2 separate regions of the Homo sapiens genome follow, and region 2 is linked to region 1. A link is a contact called in ENCODE Hi-C or POLR2A ChIA-PET data. All regions are on one chromosome and are shown on one strand. Each heading gives the region's core, a stretch centred on a gene start or an enhancer-like site at or near the end of the contact. The rest is flanking DNA. Distances are from core to core; before and after follow the strand shown.

Region 1 (3,547 bases), core at 537-3,036:
AAATTCAGTCTTACAGAATAGTTTCTAGTAAAAGCAGGCCTGGATGTCATGGTAATGGGGCAGCTAAGCTGTCAAAAGGGCTTTTCTTTGTTTCATGTACTCCTTTCCCCCTTGCTTCCAGCCAATTCCCTGGTGATCCATTCCACACATCCCTGCTACATTAACCGACATGTGAATATCCTTTCTGGGGGGATTATTTGACTTTTGGCCATTATCTACTGTCTATCAAATAAATTGAAACTCCCTAATCTAGTAATCACTCTCAAATCCACCCACCCAGAGACTCTACTATATAAACTAAAGCCAACACTCAAACCAGAGCCTGGACTCCAGTCAAACTGGTATTTTATGGCCCAGGTCCTCATAAGATTAAATCAGCTAATTTCTGCCCTATGCCCCTCTTATGCCTTTCCTCTAGAAAAGATGTACTTTTGCCCTAATGTAGGAGAACACATATCACAAAGAGAAAGAAAGCAACTAATATGACTCTCTAATATAGAATTAAAGTTTAGAAAATAGAAAACCACTATCCTGTAATAAGTATTAACCCTTACAATGTTAATATATTTAAAGCAATTCTAAAGCAGAAAAACAAGTTATTAAAAGATAACTGCCAGAAATGTCTTAGAAAAGACCAAGTAGACAGCATACTAACATTTAGTTATCTGTGTAAGCTCCTTGACTTATGATGGGGTTACATCGTGATAAACCTACTGTAAACCAAAAATATCATGAGTTGAAAATGTATCAAATACCTCAATAGACCCATCGTAAAGATGAGAAATTGTTAAGTCGAGCCACTGCAAGCCAAACCATTGGGAGTCAGGGACTGTCTGCACACAACCTGAGGGGTTTTCTTGGCATAGCTGGTACTTTTAAAAATCAGTGCTAGGACCAAGACTGTCAGATATGCTGTATAAGATTCTGAGATACCAGAGGTCACTTACTTGCCCGGCTGTGTCTACAAGTTGAAGATGATATTCTTGTCCATTTACTGTGATCAACTTTGTAAAAGCTACAGGGAAAAAGGAAATTAAACATTAGTTTAAAAAAATTAACTCGAAACCACCTGAAGTTTGAACAATGACAACCAATCAAGCACAGAGTCCCTAGCAGTCTCAGAGAAAGGCCCCATGAAACAAAAAAGAACAACTCTCTGACTTGTATAGATTCTCCCCTACTTCCATTATTTAGCTAGGAAATACGGTGACTGGCTAAAATCAAGCTTGGTAAACCTTGATTCTTTTTCAAAGAGACAAAGTACGCAACAATTCATATCCTATAATAGTAATTTGAATGCTGTGTGGCAAATCCTTCCTCTTGTGAAAAAGTGAAATATACTACGTAAAGTCTGAGGTCTAGAATAAACCAAAACCACAAAAATTTTCCATTAATTTATAGGAAGTCTGGCATCAGAGCACAAAGAGCTAATATTAGTTAAGTGCTAAGAACTTTTAGTACATAAAAGAAGTAACAGTTTTACTGACGGATAAAACAGCAATGAAACAGATGTTCTGTGTTGAAGCCATCCTTCCCACTTAAGCTTAAGGATCCAAGCAATTTGTCACAACTTCTTTTCCCTGACAAGGGAGGAAAGAAAATCAGACTTGAATAACTTCCGGAAAAGTCAATTCAGAATTAGAGGGAGACAGACTTCAAACAAATATAGACAAAAGAGGAAAGAACTACTAACAGAAACAATGTAAAAATAACCACCTGGAACTCTGACAAGGAAGTGGAACAGATTTATCTTGCATACCCGCCCCAGCCATCTTGACTCACCATGAGTCCTCCAATCTCCTGATTGGCCGTCCTATATGACTAGAGCCAGGCAGCAGAATCTATCCCTCATACAACTGAGAGAGGTCCCACTCTACCCACAGCAGAAAGGCAAAGCTGACACAGACAAATGGAAATTATGTGAGAAAACTCTAAGTAATAAGGAGGATTGATCAGAGATCTTATCTGAGTTATATGAGTTCCACAGGGAAAGAAATGATGGCTGAAAGACAAGCAATCATCACAGAGAACCATATTAGCGTCACACTTTTCTAATACAAGCAGGGGGGCCAAAAGTCAGGTGAGTAAAGATAACAGACCACAGCATGAAATCAATGGCCACACTATATTATGCTTGTACCTGTTCCGGAAGTTATCACTTTTAGGAAACAGTTAAATCAGATGGAAACTGAATCGGAATATTTCAAGCTGGGGGGATACCCAATATAACCTATTTCATCAATTCTAAGAAAGAATTCAGATTTGTTTTTACACCTTATTCTCTCTGAACTTGGGATGCATCCTGCACCGCTGGAGGTTTCAGTCCTTGTCAGCCAGGGTGCAGTCACTACATAGCTGTGTGAAAACCTTCAGTCACGTGAGATTGAAGTGTATTTCAGATTTGATGAGAAGTATGTAAGAAACACTGGTGAGCAATAAAACCAGTGACCTTCAATTAGAACTAAGTAACTGCAGTTATCAAGTATAATTATGATGACAAGGTTACTGAAAGGAAACATCATTCATTCATTCATTCATTCAAGAACAATTTCTTGAGTGCCTATTATCACCAGTAGCACTGTTGTGGGTGCTTGGGATGCTGTAGTCTCTGATACTCAGTGAGCTTAGATCCCAGGGAAGGAAAGAAGGTATAGACACACACATGTACCCTCCCACCCTGTCGGGTATCTTCCCTGGGAGTGGAACACCCAGGCAGAGGTTAAACAGCAAGTGAAAAAAGCAAAAAAGTCAATGCAGCTAAAGCTCAGAGAGAACGGTAGATAGCTAACTAGGATGGACAGGAGGCAGAAGGTCCTACAGAACTTGGGATTTTTACTCTGAATGTGAGGAGAAACCAAGGAAAGATCACTCTGGCTACGCTGTAAGTAACAAAAATGGTCCCAGGGATATTAGGCAGGAGCCCATGATACAGTGACCACATGACTGTACAGACTATCACAATCTATAGAGGGTGACACTGGCCTGGATTAGAGGTGGAGATATTCTGGAAATATTTCAGAGGCAGAACCAAAAGGATTTTCTGATTGACTGGAAGTGGGATGTAAGAAAATGAAGAGTCAGGATGACTCCAAAGCTTCTGTAAGTTGCCACTTACAGGAAAGACTAGGGGAAGAATACTAGGGATAGGAGAGGAAGGGAAATGAGTTGGGTTTTAGGGATGTTTTGGGATGCCTATTAAATACCAAGGGGAAATGCAGGCAGTTAAATAAAAAAGCCCAGGATGTAGTGGCTTATGCCTGTAATCCCACTTTGGGAGGCCCAGGCAGGAGGACTGCTTGAGGCCTGGAGTTCAAGACCACCCTGGGCAACACAGGGAGACCCAATCTCCACAAAAATGGAAAAACTGCTCCAGCGTGGTGGCTCACGCCTGTAGTCCTAGCTACTTGTGAGGCTGAGGAAAGATCATTTTAAGCCCAGGTATTCAAGGTTACAGTGAGCTATGATCATGCCACTGCACTCCTGCCTGAAGGACAGAGTGAAAGACCTTGTCATGTAGAATAAAATAAATTATAAAATAAAGCCCAGA
Region 2 (3,617 bases), core at 962-3,461, 140 kb after region 1:
TGGGACCACAGGCGTGCACCACCACACCCGGATAGTTTTTGTATTTTTTTTGTTGAGATGGGGTTTCGCCATGGTGCCCAGGCTGGTCTTGAACTGCTGGGCTCAAGGGATCCTCCCACTTCAGTCTCCCGAAGTGCTGGGATTACAGGCGTGAACCACCATGCCCGGCCGGTGTGCTTTGATCAACGTTACTTTTAAAGATCTCTGCATTTATAGTTAAGAAGCTTCTCTTCTTTCTAAAGCTTTGCATTTTCTCCCATTTTTTCCTGAACAGACTTGACAAAGGTTTATCCACTTTACTGACTTATCCAAGAACTAAGTTTTTGTTTTTATTAAGCATGACTACCTTTGTAGTTGATTTCACTGATCTATGTCATTTCAGTAGACTTTAGGAGGGAAGAGAGGTAAGTGAATATATTCAGCAAACCGCTGAGTCACAAGAGTGGCAGAGCAATTTGGTGAATTCATTCTGATGAATTCAAGATGGGCACTTCATCCAAGTCCCCGCAAGTGTCCTGAAGTTTGAGACTCTGACAAAAGGCTATCCTAACTCACAATGAAACACTGGAGTTTCGCAGAGATTACACATACGTCCATAAATGTGTGCACCTCTTTGGGGTTTTGCAATATAATGGATCTTTCTGTTGTGCGTCCTCTGACAGTTTCTACTATGGCGTGCCATTGTTTTTACACTGTGTGACAGCACTGACAAGAATTACTACTGCAAATCAAAACACAAAAAAACCATTGGCAGAGCCATTACAATAAGTCACCAATAGAAGATGTCAGGTAGCAAGCCAGTGTTCACCAATGGGGACTACTCAAGGTACTCCCAGTTCAAATGGGAGGCAATGGAGAAGACAGAAGCATCTAGACCAACCCTAGGTCAGAATTGTTACTGCCTTTCTTGTGAGCTTGAACAAATTGATACCCTTGAGCCTGAATTTCTTCATTTGTAAAATGGTGACACACCATCTTTCCTGAGAGCATTTCTCAGGAACAGGGATAAGCACAAACATCCAATCGCAAAAGCTGCCAACTATATGTGGCATACATACCTGTGTCCACATGGGGCAAAGTCTGACAGTGCAGAAGAACAGAATCGCTGGAATCACTTTAAATTTTTGCTCGGTTTCTTCTTGTCTTCCTAGTCATCATCGCAGTTACTGCTGATGGAGACTGTACTACATCCCAGGCCCTCTAATGCAGCGGTCCCCATACTACATCCCAGGCCCTCTAATGCAGTGGTCCCCAACCTTTTTGGGAGGGACCAGTTTCATGGAAGACAATTTTTCCATGGATGGGGGAGCAGGGGGATGGTTTCAGCATGAAATTGTTCCACCTCAGATCATTTGGCATGAGTTAGAGTCTCATAAGGAAGGCTGGGCACGGTGGCTCACGCCTGTAATCCCAGCACTTTGGGAGGCTGAGGCAGGCAGATCACGAGGTCAGGAGTTTGAGACCAGCCTGGCCAACATGGTAAAACCCCGTCTCTACAAAAATACAAAAATTGGTTGGGCATGGTGGCAAGTGTCTGTAATCCCAGTTACTTGAGAGGCTGAGGCAGGAGAATCGCTGGAACCTGGGAGGTGGAGCTTGCAGTGAGCCGAGATTGCGCCACTGCACTCCAGCCTGGGCAACAGAGCAAGACTCTGTCTCAAAAAAAAAAAAAAAAAAAAAAAAAAAAGCTCATAAAGAGTGTGCAACCTAGATCCCTTGCTTGTGCAGTTCACAATAGGGTTCGCGCTCCTATGAGAATCTAATGCTGCTGTTGATCTGATAGGAGGCGGAGCTCGGGAGGTAATGCTCGCTCGCCTGCTGCTCACCTGCCGTGTGGGCCGATTCCTAACAGTAGTGGTCTGTGGCTAGGGGGTTGGGGACCCCTGCTCTAGTGGATATCATGCCCATGTTATTTAATCCACATATAATCCTCCTGGCTAGGTACTATTATTATTTCCAAGTTACATATGAAGAAACCAAAGCTTTAAGAAACTTACTAAAGTTCTCACAGTTATTAAGTAGAAGAAATGAGACTCTAAGGTGAATCTGACTCATGCTCTTAATTGCTATGGCTCTAATTACACATGCATTAAAAAAAGGGGGGTTACATCGTATGTATGTATAAGCTTCAAAGCTAGAGAAGTCAACGTGAAGACTGAGAGCCAAGGAAAGAGGGTAAATAAGCGTCTTACAATGCGCATGTGTGTACTGGGGAGGAGGTCTTGACGGAACAATGAAACATTCCACTTCCAAGAAAATGTGGAAAATGATTCATAAAATAACAACTTATTGCTAGCAACTTCCTGTCAGTTACAAATGACCAAAGTACAACCTAAAATAAAATGAATCAGTTAGCATGATGTTCAGAAACCTCATTGATGTTATATAAATTCAGATACATGGGAAACAGCTCCAAGTGGGACAGAAGGCAGCGTGTGTGTGTGTGTGTGTGTGTGTGTGTGTACATATATATATATTTTTTTTTTCAGATAAGGTCTTGCTCTGTTGCCCCAGCTAGAATGCAGTGATGCCCTCATGGTTCAGCACAGCCTCAACCTCCTGGACTCAGGAGGCATGGGACTCACCTCCCATGTCTGGCTAATTTTCTGTATTATTTATTTATTTTTATAGAGAGAGGGTTTCGCCATGTTGCCCAGGCCGATCTCGAACTCCTGGACTCAAATGATCCATCCACCTTGGCCTCCCAAAGTGCTGGGATTACGGGGTGAGCCACAGCACCCGGCCGTGGCAGCATATTAAACAGATTAAAAAGTGACTAAAATTTAGCCAAAAGGTTCCCAGACTAGTTCCCTTCCCCCAAAATCGCTCTTCCCTTTTCATATCAGAGATGAACCTGGCTCTGTTCCCCCTAACCTTAGCACAAGTGTAATCACGGCCATGAAAGGAAGGTGTCAAGGCGATTTCCTCGGATGCCAGATTCCGCAGGCGAGCCATCCCACTCTACCCACTTGCTACTGCCTTCAGTTATTCAACTGCAAACGTCACAAGCCCTGATGTCACCCACCGTCGGGTGGAGAAGCCTTTCACACCTCCAGGGTTCACTCAGTCATTTCACTTCCTCCGTTGCTCCGCCCTCACTGCTCTTTGATTAGCGCACCATCAACATGGCAAATGCAATTCCTCTCATTTCTCCAATGCCTCAAATAGAAATGCCTTATGTCTTTGTAAGAAATAACATTGACCACCTGAAGTATGGCAAGCCTAGGTGCCACAGTAAAAGCATAAGCTCCAAAATACATACGTTCATTTGTGTGACAAATGTTTACTGAAAACCAAGTTTCACTCATCCCAGTGGCCTCAAGACCTGGCAAATATTAAGATTTCAGTCTCCATCCTCACAGAGCTTACAATGTAATGGCAAATAAATGGGAGGGGCTACTGGGAAACACAAAGAAGTGCGTCCCCCTAACAGCACCTATCAATTGTGAGGGATCATGAGATAGCATGGGAAGTCTTCATCGGGGCTTCTGGGAAGGCTTCCCTGAGGAAGCGACATCTAACCTGAGACTTGGAGAAAACGAGCAGGTGGCCAAAGGAGAGGAAGGAATGATTCAAGGAGCAGGAGCTGTCTGTGTAAAGTCTGGCAGGCCTGGAGG

What was found. Hi-C counts contacts between places; a loop is a spot of excess contacts on that map. ChIA-PET counts read pairs that join two places held with the same protein, here RNA polymerase II (POLR2A). Pooled maps may share reads with other maps.
Region 2: a loop to region 1 is called in a map of endometrial microvascular endothelial cells, with 6 times the contacts of the local background. The contact joins two enhancer-like sites. A Hi-C loop is called at or near these places in 4 of 168 maps with a recorded cell type or tissue (GM12878, PC-9, endometrial microvascular endothelial cells and 1 more), 33 of 37 single-sample maps with no recorded cell type and 13 of 50 pooled maps. POLR2A ChIA-PET finds 5 or more read pairs at or near these places in 4 of 52 experiments (AG04449, GM12878, activated T-cell and 1 more).

What each region holds. Positions count from the first base shown.
Region 1 is chr7:151,483,790-151,487,336 of GRCh38, forward strand. RHEB (Ras homolog, mTORC1 binding) reads right to left here. Exons shown (of 8, transcript NM_005614.4): 3 at 948-1,015. Among named protein-coding and RNA genes, the nearest start is that of RHEB, 34 kb to the right of the region's middle. Within about 2 kb of position 1,787, at least 9 of the 41 ENCODE cell types and tissues checked have a DNase peak (open chromatin) inside an H3K27ac peak, as active enhancers do; they include endothelial cell of umbilical vein, where a contact is called at or near this core.
Region 2 is chr7:151,621,705-151,625,321 of GRCh38, forward strand. All of the region lies in intron 5 of PRKAG2 (protein kinase AMP-activated non-catalytic subunit gamma 2), which reads right to left. Among named protein-coding and RNA genes, the nearest start is that of RHEB, 100 kb to the left of the region's middle. Within about 2 kb of position 2,212, at least 2 of the 41 ENCODE cell types and tissues checked have a DNase peak (open chromatin) inside an H3K27ac peak, as active enhancers do; they include endothelial cell of umbilical vein, where a contact is called at or near this core.